2 separate regions of the Homo sapiens genome follow, and region 2 is linked to region 1. Evidence: read pairs that join two places in POLR2A ChIA-PET (ENCODE). Cell type or tissue: OCI-LY7. All regions are shown on one strand. Links, peaks and the distances in the headings refer to the core of each region. The heading gives the core; the rest is flanking DNA. Region 1 holds the start of LINC02501 (long intergenic non-protein coding RNA 2501). Region 2 has its middle 59 kb from the start of LINC02501.

The links. Peaks named below come from ENCODE experiments on the same cell type or tissue, not always from the same donor. Only the 100,000 strongest peaks of a DNase experiment are listed, where the experiment ranks them.
Region 2: POLR2A ChIA-PET joins it to region 1 with 12 read pairs; 2 of 35 experiments call an interaction of 5 or more read pairs at or near these places.

What each region holds. Positions count from the first base shown.
Region 1 is chr4:31,504,486-31,512,834 of GRCh38, forward strand. LINC02501 (long intergenic non-protein coding RNA 2501) reads left to right here and starts at 2,059. Exons shown (of 3, transcript NR_149121.1): 1 at 2,059-2,340. It overlaps LOC105374564 (a long non-coding RNA gene), which reads right to left and starts at 1,823. Exons shown (of 3, transcript XR_925547.1): 1 at 1,661-1,823. In OCI-LY7, for the core only: no CTCF peak of the experiment used is centred there; no DNase peak of the experiment used is centred there.
Region 2 is chr4:31,443,179-31,451,527 of GRCh38, forward strand. No RefSeq gene overlaps it. Among named protein-coding and RNA genes, the nearest start is that of LINC02501, 59 kb to the right of the region's middle. In OCI-LY7, for the core only: no CTCF peak of the experiment used is centred there; no DNase peak of the experiment used is centred there.

The DNA.
Region 1 (8,349 bases), core at 200-8,199:
ATCACACTGGTCCATTACATTAATGACATTATGTTGATTGGATAAAGTGAGCAAGAAGTAGCAAACACGCTAAACTTATTGGTGAGACATTTGCATGCCAGAGGATGGGAAATAAATCCAAATAAATTCAGAGACCTTCTACCTCAGGGAAATTTCTAGGGGTCCAGTGGTGTGGAGCCTGCCAAGATATTCCTTCTAAGGTGAAGGATAAGTTGCTGCATTTGGCCCCTCCTATAATCAAGAAAGAGGCACAATGCCTAGTGGGTCTATTTGGATTTTGGAGGCAATGCATTGCTCATTTGGGTGTGTTACTGTAGCCCATTTATCCAGTGACCCAAAAGGTGGCCAGTTTTGAGTAGGGTCCAGAACAGGAGAAGGCTCTGCAACAGGTCCAGGCTGCTGTGCAAGCTGCTCTGCCACTTGGGCCATATGACCCAGAAGATCCAATGGTGTTTATGGTGTTTGAGGTTTCAGTTGCAGGTAGGGATGTTGTTTGGAGCCTTTGACAGGCCCTCATAGGTGAATCACAGCAGAGGCCTGTAGGATTTTGGAGCAAGGCCCTGCCATCTTCTGCAGATAACTACTCTCCTTTTGAGAGACAACTCTTAGCTCATTACTAGGCTTTGGTGGAAACTGAACATTTGACTGTGGGTCATCAAGGCACCATGTAACCTGAACTGCCTATCATGAACTGGGTTCTTTCTGGCCCATCTAGCCATAAAGTAGGTTGTGCACAGCAGCCGTCCATCATCAAATGAAAGTGGTATATGCGTGATCAGGCTCGAGCAGGTCCTGAAGGCACAAGTAAGTTACAAGAGGAAGTGGCTCAAATGCCCATGGTCTCCACTCCTGCCACTCTGCCTTTTCTTCCCTAGCCTGCACCGATGGCTACATGGGGTGTTCCCTGTGATCAGTTGACAGAGGAAAAGAAGACTAGGGCCTGGTTCACAGGTTCTTCACAATATTCAGGCATTACCCAAAAGTGGACAGCTGCAGCACTACAATCTTTTTCTAGGACATCCCTGAAGGACAGCTATGAAGGGAAATCTTCCCAGTGGGCAGAACTTCGAGCAGTGCACCTTGTTGTGCACTGTGCAAGGAAGGAGAAATGGCCAGATATGCGATTATGTACTGATTCATGGGCTTCAACCAATGGTTTGGCTGGATGGTCAGGAACTTGGAGGAAGCATGATTGGAGAATTGGTGATAAAGAAATTTGGGGAAGAGGTATGTGAATGGACCTCTCTGAGTGGTCAAAAATTGTGAAGTTATTTGTATCCCATGTGAGTGGTCACCAAGGGGTCACCTCAGCAGAGAAGGATTTTAATAATCAAGTGAAAAGGATGATCAGTTTTGTGGCCACCACTCAGCCTCTTTCTCCAGCCACCCTGTCACAGCCCAATGGGCCTATGAACAAAGTGGCCATTGTGGCAGGGATGGAGGTTATGCATGGGCTCAGCAACATGGGCTTACCAAGGCTGACCTGGCTGTGACTACTGCTGATTGCCCAATTTCCCAGCAATAGAGACCAACATCAAACCCTTGATATGGCACCATTCCTTGAGGTGATCAGCAAGCTACTTAGTGGCAGGTTAATTATATTGGACATTTTCCATCATGGAAAGGGCAGAGGTTTGTCCTTACTGGAATAGACACTTACTCTGGATATGTGTTTGCCTATCCTGCACACAATTCTTCTGCCAAGACTACCATCCATGGACTCACAGAATGCCTTATCCACTGTCATAGTATTTCACACAGCATTGCCTTTGACCAAGGCACTCACTTATGGGTAAAGAAGTGCGGCAATGGGCTCACGTTCATGGAATTTACTGGTCTTATCATGTTCCTTAACACCCTGAAGCAGCTGGATTGACAGAACGCTGGAATGCCCTTTTGAAGTCACAATTACAATGGTAACTAGGTGACAATACTTTGCAGGGCTGGGGCAAAGTGCTCCAGAAGGCTGTGTATGCTCTGAATCAGTGGCCGATATATGGTACTGTTTCTCCCATAGCCAAGATTCAGGAGTCCAGGAATCAAGGGGTGGAAATGGAAGTGGCACGACTCACCAACACCCCTAGAGATCCACTGGCAAAATTTTTGCTTCCTGTTCCCATGACATTATATTTTGCTGGCCTAAAGGTCTTAGTTCCAGAGGGAGAAACACTGCCGCCAGGAGACACAACAACGATTCCATTCAATTAGAAGTTAAGATTGCCACTTGGACACTTTGGGCTTCTCCTACCTTGAAGTCAACAGGCTAAGAAGAGAGTTACTTGGCTGGGGCGATTGACCCAGATTATCAAGATGAAATCAGTCTACTACTCCACAACTGAGGTAAGGAAGAGTATGCATGGAATACAGGAGATCCATTAGGGTGTCTGTTAGTATTATGATGGCCTGTGATTAAGGTCAATCAGAAACTACAATAGTCCAATCCAGGCAGGACCACAAATGACCCAGACCTTTCAGGAATGAAGGTTTGGGTCACTCCACCAGGAAAAAAACACACGACCTGCTGAGGTGCCTGTTAAAGGCAAAGGGAATACAGAATGGGTAGTAGAAGAAGGTAGTCATCAATACCAGCTATGACCACATGAACAGCTGCAGCAATGAGGACTGTAATTGTCATGAGTATTTCCTCCTTATTTTGTTAAAAGCATGTCTGTGCATGTATACACTTTTACTAAAAAATATCTTCATTTTATTTCCTTTCTCCTTTATCATGCGACATAAGATTTATTGCCTTCATATTAGCATTTGTGTATTGTTAACTTTATGTAATAGTATTTGGGTTGGGGAGTGGTGCGTTTCTGATTGTATGAAGGATAGTTGTATTACGTTAGGCATAATTACAACCTTATTAATTGTCTTTATTTGAAGATTATGTCTGATATCAGGAGATGTGTGTGGGTTCATGTTGACAAGGGGTGGACTTGTGATGGTTAATACTGAGTGTCAACTTGATTGGATTGAAGGATACAAAGTACTGAATCTTTGTTGAGTCTGTGAGGGTGTTGCCAAAGGAGATTAACATTTGAGTCAGCGGGATGGGAAAGGCAGACCCACCCTTAATCTGCCTGGGCACAGTCTAATCAGCTGCCAACACATCTAGAATATAAACCGGCAGAAAAATGTGAAAAGAGACTGGCCTAGCCTCCCAGCCTACATCTTTCTCCTGTGCTGGATGCTTCCTGCCCTCAAACATTGGACTCCAGATTCTTTAGTTTTGGAACTCGGACTGTCTCTCCTTGCTCCTCGGCCTGCAGACGGGCTACTGTGGGACCTTGTGATCGTGTAAGTTAATACTTAACAAATTCATACATACATATATATGTATATATATATATAAATATATATATATTCCATTAGTTCTGTCCCTTTAGAGAACCCTAATACATACACTTACACTAAATATTTTTAATCAGCTAGCATGTGAATACATTAATAATTAATCATTTCAACAGATGATCTTTATATCTTGGCAATAATGTACCTCTGTGATTTCTGCATATTATTTAAAACTATGTGAAACAAAAAATAGAGAAAAATTATATGAATTTGCAGTATACATATAATTACTATCAGATTGCAGTATAAGCACAACACCGTTCTCAAGATCACTAGTTTCTTCGACTATGAAAAAAAAATTCCAGGACTCAAAACAGAATGATTATAGACCTCATTGATTTTTTTCTTAAGTAAAGCAATTATACTTTAAAACATGTTCTCAAGGATGAGAAAAAATGTTATATTAAGACATTGCACTAGATATGAAGTTAAGACAGTGTTTTTTCTTTGTTTTTGTTTTTGCTTATTTGTTTTTAATCTCAGTTCTACCACCTGATAGCTTCAGGAACCTGAAAAAATTGCTTCATTGTCCTATACTATAAAATAAATGAAAAGCATAGAAAAGATAAATATTTCATTTATTTCTCATCACCACCAAGTGAGTTGATCCTATGAGAGGTAATATAGTGTAGTATTAACAGTGGAGGCTCTGAAATTAAACAGTCCAATACCACCAATAAATGTCAATCAATGAGTTAAGCCGACTCAAGACTGCTTGACTGAAGAGCCCATGTCTGCCCCACTCTAACCTCTATGGCCTTATAAGGATGCCTATGAGAAATCATTAAACAGCATTGGAGAAAGAAGAATAACATCTGTCCTTTAAAACTGCTCATAGTTCTGACTATTAACACGACTAATACTGTGAATGTTGTTTTTCCCAAAATTGCCTTGTGCAGAATTAGGGATATTTTTTCTTTATTTATTTGGTGCCTGATACTGGAATGCTGTCTGTGAATAATTAATATTTCCAGTAAGAGGTGTGTTTTTTTTGTCATATCAGTTCAATTTAGCTTTATCAGAAAAAGATCAAGGATAATATTCAATAATAAGAAACATATGTAGCTTAGAGTAACAGATATAAGCTGCTTCTGGATGATTTACAGAAATAGTAGAAAATAATATGGGAAAATAGATATGGAAGTATCAAAATAATAAAGAAAATACACTTCCACTTGAAAAATAATTTAGAGTTTCTTTATAAAGAATATCTTATAGGTAAAAAAATTATTTAAGGGACTTAATCATTGTTCTCTGCTCCCTTTTCCTTTTTGGAATACATATCTTTCTCCTTGGAAGACAAGTAAATAGGAAACTCACAATTTTTCCAGCAAAACTTGTATGTGAAAATATAAGCAAAATGATAAATGTGACTGGCCGACAAGCAAAAAACATTGTTTACCATCAAACAGCACCAAAACTTCTGGCTGTGTTATTACCAATTTGAATGGACCTTTGCCGAAAGTCCCTGTAAGTATCTTGATAGCAGATAATTCCAACACACCTCTTGTTTCTGTCAACTCACTACCTTGAGATGCTAAGCTAGTTTAATAATATACTCTCTTTGAAATGGTATCCAATGTTCCTTTAACTCACACTTCTATTTCTGCCCTCTCTGCCAAATCTGGATTCTTTGATCTATTAACTAGCTCCACCACAATTAACTACAATGAATACTCTTTCTGCCCATTATTTTCTTTTCTTAAATAAATCCTGGTCTCCACAGAATACATGGACTCCCCTGTGGTCCCTGAAAAATTATGTTGATCTTCTAGCCACCACACATTGATGGTAAGAAGGAAACCTTCAAGAACAGGAATAAGGATATTTTTCCTTGTTATAATTACCATTCCAAATTATTAATCCTTTATTCTTAGATAAAAACACTGTTGAATTCAGATAAGCTGAATTGTTATAATCACTCTCAGTTATTCACCAAAAGATTTTGTCACTGACTTCATGGCTGTCCTTGGAGCCATCATTATCCTAGGCTATAATAGTGTCTTTGGGAATTCATAATAATTGAATCCACATGCTTTGTTTTGTTTTGTTTTGAGATGGAGTATTGCTCTTGTCGCCCAGGCTGGAGTGCAACGGCATGATCTCAGCTCACTGCAACCTCGGCCTCCCGGGTTCAAGCAATTCTTCTGCCTCAGCCTCCCGAGTAGCTGGGAATACAGGCACATGCTACCATGCCCAGATAATTTTTTGTACTTTTAGTAGAAATGGGGTTTCACCATATTAGCCAGTCTGGTCTCAAACTCCGGACCTCAGGTGATCCGCCTGCCTCAGCCTCCCAAAGCGCTGGGATTACAGGCATGAGCCACTGCACCCATCCTGAATCCCCATGTTTTATAATTGTTTCTCCTCTTCAACTCCAACGGCTTTAGTTTCATGCCACATATGCCTTCATATATTGAAGGCCACACCTAGAACTTTGTCATAATCCAAAAATGAACAATGAATAAAGTCTTACACTACAACATTCTATTACCTGATCAGACATTTTTCCAGCTCTCAGTTTTTCTCTTTAAATACAGACACATTTTAAACCTCATGGAGGCTTTTTGTTTCTGGATCAATCTGTCTTCTATTAATCCATTAGCTTTATTCTAGGTTTCCTTTCGTTCTTATTCAGGACTCCAGGGATACCTATTATTGTTATTGTTAATAATGATTAAGAATTTTATTGTTATACGTTTTTCTGCAAGGACATTTCAAACTTTTTACCTAAGCCCAATTAAGGTAGAAAAAATCAAAATGATATGGAATAAAATTTTGACATACTAATCCTATTTAGCCTTGTATTTAGACTAGCATGTATAATATTTCCAAGTATACATTTGTAAGAAATGCAAATTAAAAATGTATTCAATTTAGAAATCCAATCTAAGACTTAAACATTAGAAATACATAATGTTTTCTGATAATTTAATAAGTACTTGAAAGTATGTAGCCCTATGTCCAACACATATCAAGTGACCAGTAACTATTACATAGTCCAGAATATCTAGAGAATTATCTTTTGATCGTTTCATCATGCTACAGTGTCCAAGCTCACAGGGTTCCTTGAAAAGGCATTAAGAAGGAGTAAAAACATGTTTTTTTCATGAAGGAAATTTAAGCATAACATTAGGATGTGCAAAACTCAAGAAAAAATAAAAAATTATATGTAAAAACACTAAGAAAAGTTTTTTAAAAGCCCAGAGGAGGTTTGAGTGAATGGGATCAATAAAATTATTCTGAAATAAAAAGGAAGGAAAAAGGTTTGAGTGAAGAGAGAAACACAGTAGTGAGAGTAGAGGAATTTCTTATTAAAGACCTCCATTTTTGGTACTGAGTGAGAGGCTGATTAATCTCAGAGTGAGTACCAGAAAGGCATGTATGTTTGGAAAAGATTAGGTGGCAATGAAAAGAAAGTGTCATGTGGGATTTTTCAATATGTTCTATGAGCCTGATTTAATAAAAAGTAAAAGCAGAATATGACACACTTAGTAGGTGTTTTTGCATTACTTCTTTTTTATCTTTTTAGTTATTACCAATGTACTTGCGTTTTTGTGTGTGATGGCCATTTTCCAACTTTCCTCAGTGTTGAGATTCAGAAGTTGCTAAGTGTTAATATTTCCTAGTTAACAGAGCCTGGTGGGAGAAGATGTTTGTTCATTTGTTTTGTTTGATAAACAGCATATCTTTTTTAAATATAAGGTCAACTTTTATTTTAGATTCAGGGAGTACACATGCAGGTTCGTTACATGAGTATATTGCGTGATGCTGACGTTCGGGATACAAATGATCTCGTTACCTGGGTAGTGAGCATAGTAGCCAAGAGGCAGTTTCTCAGTCCTTCCCTCACTTTTTTGGTATCCCCTTTAGTAGTCCCCAGTGTATACTCCTTTCTTTATGTCCATGTGTACCCCGTTGTTTGACTCCCACTTATAAGTGAGAACATGTGGTAGTTTGTTCTTGGTCCTGAGTTAATTTTCTTAGAATAATGGCCTCCATCTGCATCCTTGTAGTTGCAAAGGACATGATTTTATTCTTTTTGACAGCTGTACAGTATTCTACAGTGTATATGTACCACATTTTCTTTATCCAATTCATGTATGTTGATTTTATGTCTTTGCTATTGCAGATAGTGCTGCAATGAATATGTAAGTTCATGTATCTTTTTGGTAGAACTGTTAATTTTCCTTTAGGTATATACACCCAGTAATGGGATTCCTGTGTCACATGGTAGTTCTAAGACCCTTGAGAAATCTCCAAACTTCTTTTCACCATGGTTGAACTAATTTAGACTCCCACCAACAATGTATAAGCATTCCCTTTTCTATGCAACCTCTCCAGCATCTGTTATTTTTTGACTTTTTAATAATAGCTATTCTGACTGGCATGAGATGGTGTCTGATTGTGGTTTCGATTTGCACTTCTCTAATGATTAGTGATGTTGAGCATTTTTTCCTGTTCATTGGCTGCTTATGCGTCTTCTTTTGAGATGTGTCTGCTCATGTCTTTGGTTCACTTTTTAAGGTGGTCACTTGTTTTTTGTTTCTTGATTTATAAAAAACAATGGGGAAGAACTCCTATTCAATAAATGGTACTGGGATTACTGGCTAGCCAGACGCAGAAGAATGAAATTGGATTTTTACCTTTCACCATACACAAAAATTGACTCAAGGTGGATTAAATATTTATATGTAAGAGCTCAAACTATAAAAGTTCTAGAGGAAAACCTAGAAAATACCATTCTGGACAGAGGATTTATGACTAAATCCTCAGCAGCAATTGCAACAAAAACAAAAATTGACAAGTGCGACCTGATTAAACTAAAGAGATTTTGCACAGCAAAAGAAACTATCAATGGAGTAAACTGGCAACTTACAGGTTTGTGACAACCTCACAAACTATGCATCAAACAAAGATCTGATATCCAGAATCAACAAGTAACTTACACAGTTCAGCATGTCTCTTTTTAATTTTTGATTTTTAAAAAATCTG
Region 2 (8,349 bases), core at 241-8,240, 61 kb before region 1:
AAGTTATTAGATAAGATCACATAGATTAATTCATATTTAATTTTTCTTCCTTGTCTTTATTGCCTAACATTTCCCTGCAGTTCATTTACACAGTTTGAACTTTGAGTGTCAGTTCTTTAGTCTTTCCATTTCCCACATAAAAAGACAGAAGTGTTTCCTTATGTCAGTAGGCTTGTTCTAATTTAACAAATTGTCAGTGAGAAGTTGTGAAAAAATAAAGTTTTATTGTTCACTAAAATTTTGGATTCATATTGAATAATCCCATTTATTCATGTTTCAATTGTCATTAAAATAGCTATTTCTAATTTGATTATAAATTCAGTATAGACACCTCTATAGTAGATAAACCAAAACTTAATGTAAAATCATTTGAAATCAACTCAAAATATGCTATTAAGTTGCAGTAATTTAACATGTAAAAAATAATAAAATGATATTATTACAGATGTGTGTGTTCCAATTATCTCAAACTTTTTAAACTTTAATTTGGCTGTGGAAAAGAGTATTTGAAGGACATCACATATAAATGCCTATTTTAAAAATTAGACAAAACTGGAGCTGCTCAGACTCAAAGGCTGTAAGATGGTATCACCAGATGATCATCACTGATTTGCTTCCTTCCCTATCACAGTGAACCCTCCCTCAATGACCCAAAGTGGGCTATGTAACCAGTAGAACTTGAGGAATTCAATTTCAAAAAAAATTGAGCTAAATAAGAGTGTTTCTTTGGCCAAAAATAAATAAATAAATAAAATAAGAATTATTATTTTATTAAGACATGTTTAATAAATGTTATTAATTTCAATGTTGATTATTGAATTAATTTTATGAATACCTTTTGAGGATTTTATACTCCGAGGACATTGCTAGAACTTGAGGAAATGCCTCAATGAAAATAACAATAGCTCATGAACTTTTTCCATTATTTACGAATTTTTCATTTCTCATTATTTACAAATAATTTTTCTAAGTTTTATCTTGTTTAATTCTTACAATAACTGGGTTACAGAGATATATCTCTGCCTGTTGAAGAATGGGAAACATACTCAGAGTGGTTATGCCATGTGCCTAATTTCTCATTAAGAAAGAGTTAGAATAACAGTTTAGTTTTAATACTTATATTTATTTTTTATTTAAAAAGTTGTTCATTGATCACCTGCCATTTATCAAACAGTTTTTCTAAGTTCTGGGAGGTAGAAAAGTGAGTAAAGATAGTGACTCTGACCTCAGTGAGCTCACAACTTTATAGGAGAGACTGATATTTTAACTGTAACATAAATGGGAATAGGATATGTGCTATACTAACATCATCTGCAAAACAGTGAGGAGCTGGAAAACTGGCTCTCTGGCAGGGTGAGGGAAAGAGCTCGGATTTGTCCATTTCTATTTTGTAAATATTTCCACCATGGCTGATTTCCAGGTCCTACCAGTTTAAAAATTGGCTTGAAATTCCTGGATATTTAACAATCAGCTCTCACAAGTGGGTTTAAGCTGACCTCCAACTCACCTCTGATAGTGTAATGGAAGCATAAAAAAGGCAGCAATGAATTCTGCTTGGAGAGGGGTTGGGAAAAGATTCAGAGCAGAAAGAATTTGAGCTAAGCCTTGATGATGAAAAAAGTTGGAGGACAGAGAACAGGGTAGAAGAATGGGTCACACAGTGGGAACATTATATGCAAATTTAAGAAGGCTGAGAATTCATGGTCTTCTGGGGCATGTATGAGCAGATAGCTGAGGTAGGGCCTCTGGAAGCTGTGTAATTGGGACCAGACTGTTAAAAACTTTGAAGGCATTAGGAGTTTTGATTTGTTTGTATAGGATACAGGCATCTCTGGAGGGGGTCTCATAAAACCTCCCTCCAGAGATACCTGTATCCTATACAAAGAAATCATTTGAAGAACAAAACAGCCCAGGCAAGGATGGATTCTACCAAATGCCCAGAACTTTGCAAAGATTGAGGCAAGATTACAAGGAGGGAAGACAAATATTCATATTTGGAGTCAAAGTGAATTTTTAGTTGGTTTCATGATTGTACCTATACTAAAAGTTTCAAACGTGATGATTTTATATATACTTTTCCATCTGGAAAAAGTACAACTCCATAACCAATTATAACAAAACCAATTGTATTTTAGCAACAATTTAATTGATCAAATTTTTTCTCTTTGTTAATATGGTAAGAAAAATAAAAACAGATTGTCCTGAAGACTTACAAATAAAATTTCAATATGGGAAACAGTTTTTTTACTTGGCAAAGCCTAAATTTGTATTAAAGAATTTATAATACAGGGTCAGGCTCTCAGAATTTTTACCCCTAGGCAAACCACTTCGTCTGTGGTGAAATGTCCTACTGAATATCACTAAAAATATTTCACCCGATATCATTTAAGTAAGATTTTATGAGGTTGACTTTTTTAAGTGGAATTAAATTAACTCTATAAGAAAAGGTATACTCAGGATTAAGTAAAGACCATTAGACCGTCAAGGATTATCTTCCTTTCAATACTGTGGTCCCTCCAGACAACATCTGTTTTCCCCATGGCTCAATATTCCTTTCCTAATCTTACTGGTTGGCTGGCCTGAGGATATGTAGTCTACTTCCAAACTCTACTTCTTATAAGTTTCATGAATTTTCATTTTCTATCTTTTTATTTATGCTTTTATCTTGTACATTTGGCACTACTTTCAAGTTTAATTGCAATAATTTCAAAGATAACAGTGTCGATAAACATGTTTTAAGGTAAATGTAATTACAAAGCTACATATATATATTTCCTATGGAAGCAATTGTAACATCTCACTTATTAAGTCATGTTTTAGCTCATTTTTATCTCAATAAACACAAATGCATCAAAGCTTATTTAAATTCACAGAATGAAACATGAATGATTAGAAAGTTCTACAAATAAACCAGTTAGCTTCTCCAAAAAATGGTTCTTGGGCAGAGCTCATAGTCATTTTCCCTTAGTAAATTATTGATCAGATGTTCTCAATGTTTGCCAAAATGTGAAACAAATATTAAGACCTAATGATGGGATGATATATGCAACTATCTTCAACTAAGGGATTCAGTTCAAGATCTTCACATTATTGCATTTGGAAGTTAGACAAGGAGCATATTTACTTTTATTTTACCTGTTGTGGAATGTTACATTGACAGATGTCTTCTGAATGGCTTACTTTTTTTTCTCCCTAAGTATTCAAATCTTCTAATTTTATCTGTTTATTACTGAAATGTCAAAACATTTGCTTCTAGATACCCTGTGTGAACATTCATCTCCAAAGGGTCTCCTAGTAAGTGAGAAGTCAGTGGTTTGGGATATACAGGTCTTTTTGATTAGAGAACTAAGTATTTCCATGGGCTGTTTTCTGAAAATGGAGTTAGGTTCAGTCTTTTATTCCCACTTTAATTTAAAATTAGACAGTTATTTGACAAATTTTCTATTAAGTCAAACACTTCATTAAAGAAGAGTACTAAAGATCATCTTGGCAAAAAAAGCTTTTATATCTGTTCAGCTTAGAGTTCTAATCTTATAGCTAAATGTTTCTTAAGGTTTTTTTTTTTTCTAAAAGAGATCACTTTTTAATGAATGAGTGTAACTTTTTATTAAGACAATTATTTTCATTAAAGAAGTATATGAAAATGGTTAAGTAAAATCAAATGGCTCCAAAAGTCTTAACAGTGAAAACAACAGTCCTGCCAGTTGTTCTTTCCAGAGGCAAGCACTTTTCATTCTCTTAGTTTTTCCTGCTGGTAGTTACCTTCATGGATTTTTTCCAGATTATTATTTTTTTTGGTTTTTCAAGTGAATGCATACATGAATACATGTAATTTTTAAAAGCCTCTTCAGTTTATAATGCATCCTAACAGTACCCTGCCCCATCCCTCCTAATTCTAAATGACTTTTAACTCTTTTAGCAATGTCTTCTATTTTTTTCCTTATGTAACTAGTCGTTTCTTGATTATTTTATACATTATATAGTGATTTCTTGATATGACAGTTGAGGATTTAGCTCTTATACCATCACTATCTTCACTTTTCCTCCCATATTGTCCCAAAGTAGTTACCAGATTTAGGAGCTAAGCAGTCACCACATCATTATGATGATGTACATATTACTCATTGTTGAGAAAAACAGCGTGTTATACTCTTACTTCCTATCTTGTACTTCTTTCTGCCCTAGAATTAATGATTGCCTAACCAACCTTTCCCCCTTGTTTTTTTTTTTTTTTATTTCTGCTTTATCTTCAATGAGCTTCTTTCCAAATGCCCCAAATCTGGCAATAACCCATTATTATTTTTAAGAGAAGGGATCTCACTATGGTGACCAGGCTGGTCTGGAACACTTGGGCTCAAGCCATCCTCTTGCTTAGCCTCCTGAGTAGCTGGAACTACAGGCATGGGCCATTCTCTCCAGCTAACCTATTAATATTTTTAGTGTTTCTTTTAAAAACCAGCTCCATAGCTGGAATATTGCCTGCGTTAGATCCTATTTGCTGGATCCATGTCATTCTCTGGTTTGTGTACTCCTTCATTTTGCTGGAGTATTTTCTCCAATAGCTTCCCAAGAAAGGGTACATAGAGGTAGCCCCTGAGTCTTTGCTTGTCTAAAAATGTATTATTTTACCTTCACCCTTGATTATTTGGCTGAATACAAATTTATATGAAAATTATCAATACATAAACTTCTGACTTTTTTCATTCCTTTATTTCCTGCAATCCCAGTAAACAGCTAGGCAAATTATTTTTTCACTTAAAAAATTTGGCAAGTCATCAAATCCAAAATGTTAAGCATGTATTTACATAATTTTTATAACTTTTCCCAATAATTAAAATAAGTATCAAAATTATGAAGTTGTTTTCAACTGTCCTTGTGTATGAATGTGTGTATAAGAGAGGGAATGAGAGAAAAATGATAGGGAGACACTGAGATGACAAACAAATAAATTATCCTTTAAAATATGACCCATATTTAAAATATTTAATAAAGAGGCAAATAAAAGCGGGCAATATAATATATTTGTTTCAAAGGATTTATCTATATTTTGCCACTCTACACTAGATGTACCTAAGGCACTTCATGAGAAACCTTAGCTATTGAATTAGGACGTTAGAGTAGCATTTGTAATCTATTGCTATAGTATAATTGCCTGGTATGGAAAAAGATGAGAGATTTTTTTCTAGTTTTGAGCTTCCTCTTTTTTTAGTGTTTCTCTTTTTATTTCCCATTACTAATACCATTATTTGGAAAATTCTCATGTGTCAAGTACTAATAGCTGTTGAGGAACTAGGATGCATATGCACAAATTCTGTGAATATATTTATGTGATAAAATTTTTGGTGCTGATAAATTATCAGGGAGTTTTGTATTTTTTTTTGTAAGCCCAAGAATGTGATTTGGTGCCATGGATCTTGAAGAGTTTAGAATCAATAGGCTTGCATTCAGATTTAAGCTCAGCTATTTTCTAGTAATAAAAGCTTTATAAATTAAAAAAGTTTTATTCAGATATAATACATATATGTAACAATAATGCAGGTATATTACCTGTAATACATGAAAATAAATAATACATTTATGCACACATCATTCACATGCCATAAAAATCAACCTCTTGAAGAATGCAGTTTAGTGCAACCACTCCTATTATTTACTGTTAGAACATTTTCATCATCCAAAAAGGAAAACCCAAACCCATTTGCAATTAATCCCTATTTTTCATCGCAATTCCTACCCCTTGGAAATCACAAATCTGCTTTCTGTCTCTATGGTTTTGCTTATTCTGAACACTGCATGTAAATAAAATCACATAATGTGTGGTCCTTTGTGAATGGCTTCATTCACTTAGCATGATGTTTTCAGGGTTCATTCATGTTCTAGCATGTACTTCTTTTCTTTTATGGAAGGATAATATTCCATTGCATGGACAGGGTACTTTTGTTCATTAATTCAGCAACTGATGAACATCGGTTGTTTTCCTCCACTTTTTGTCTACTACAAATAATGTTACTTCTACAAATATTTATGTACAAGTTTTGTGGTGATAAATGTTTTTATTTTTCCTGAGTATACACTTAGTAGTGGAATTGTTGGGTCATATAGTAACTGCCTATGTGTTTGAGAAAATGACAGTTTTCTGATATGTCTACGTCATTTTACATTCCCACAGTTGTTTATGAGCATTAAAAGTATTCCATATTTGCCAGTACATGTTATTATCTGCCCTTTTTATTATCTCCATTCTGGTAGGTGTGAAGTAGGATACCATCGTAGTTTTAATTTGCATTTCCCTAATGATGAATGATGTTAAACATCATTTATATTGGCCACTGTATAAAATAGCATATTGGCCTTTGCGGTATTTGTTTGGAGAAATATTTATTCAAATCTTTTGAAAAAATTTAATTGGATTGTCTTTTTATTACGAAGATTTAAGTTTTTTATGTATTTTGGATACCAGTTTGGATACCTTTATCAAATACCTGATTTTAAATATTTATATTATTTTGTTGTTTTTCATTTTCTAGATGTTGTCCTTTGAAGCAAAATTTTGTAATATATAAAATCCAAGTTTTATTTGTTTTCTTTTATGACTTGTGCTTTTAGTGTCATATCTGAGAAACCATTGGCTAATCCATGGTAAGAATAATATACTACTATGTACTTTTTAAAGAGTTTTGTACTTTCAATTTTTACATTTAGGTCTTTAGTGTTTTGAGTTAATTCTCATATATGGTGTGAGAGAACTGTCCACTTTTATTCTTTTGCGTGTGGATATTCAGTTGTCCTAGCACCATTTGTTGAAAAGACTATCTAGTTAATTGTCTAAATATTCCCATTGAAAATTAATTGACCATAAGATTTAAGGTTGTATTTTTCTGAGTTTTCAATTTTATTTCATCAATTTATATGTCTGTTGTTTTGCAGATTTCACAAATATGTTGATTGTCCTGGCTTTGCATTAAATTTTTAAATAGGAAAGTCTGTCTTCTAACTTTGACTTCTTGTTGTAGATTATTTTGGCTATTCTGGGTTTCTTGAAATTCCATATGAATTTTAGAGTAATCTTGTCAATTTCTGGGAAAAAAGGCAGTTGGAATTTTCACAGGGATTGTGTTGAATTTGTAGATAAGATTGCAGAGTATTACTGCCATGGTTTGAATGTTTGTCTCGCTCCAAAATTTATTTGTTGAAACCTAATCCCCAATGCAATATTATTAGGACATGGGGACTCATGGTAGGTGATTAGGTCATGAGGCTCAACCTTGACAAATGGGACTGGTGCCCTTATAGAAGAAGCCTGAGGGACCTTGTTCATCCCCTTTATCCTGTGAGAACACATTGCATTTGGAAGTTAAAAAGAGAAGTTGCCATTTGTGAATCAGAAAACAGGCCCTCACCAGACACAAAATCTGACATCTTGGTATTGGACTTCACAGCCTCCAAAACTGTAAGAAATAAATTTCTGTTGTTTACAAGCTATTCAGTTATGGTATTTTGTTATAACAGCCAAAACAAATTAATACAACTGCTATTTAAAAAATAGTATGTGTTCCAATTCATAAGTATAAGATTTTTAAAAATATTTAGATCTTGTTTAGTTTATATCAATAATGTTTTATCATTTTCAATATACAAGTCTTGCACCTCTTTTGTTAAATTTCTTCCTTTTTTCATTTTTTTGGTACTATTGTACAAGGCATTGTTTTCTCAATTTAGTTTTCAGAATTTTTACTGTGACTATAGAGAAATAAAGTTAATTTTTGTATAGTGATCTTGTATCCTGTCACCTTGTGGAACTTATTTCTTAGTCCTAATAGTAATATTTGTGAGTCTAATAGTAGTTTTATGTAGGTTATAATTTTTATATATAATAACTTGTCATCTGTGACTTGAGATAGTTATACTTCTTCCTTTCCAATCTCAAAACCTTTTACAGGTTGAGCGTCCCTAATCTGTGATGCTACTGTGCTGCTTAGTTATTTTGAACACTCTATTGTGTCACTATGTTAATGGTATGCCACATTTTTTTACTGTTAAGTACTTAAGTGTGAATAGGTGTAAGAAAATAATTGCTTATGGTAACATATGAACTCAAACTCAGGAATGATAGTGACGCCAAACAACCACAGACTGTGTGAGTGGCAGAGACAGTGACACCATTGTTTTCTGTTGGTTCAATGTATGTAAACTTTGTTTCATGCACAAAATTATTTAAATATTGTATAAAATTACCTCCAGCCTCTGTGTATAAAGTATATATAAAACACAAATGAAGTTCATGTTTAGACTTGGGTTCCATCCCCAAGAGATCTCATTACATATATGCACATATTCCAAAATTCAAAA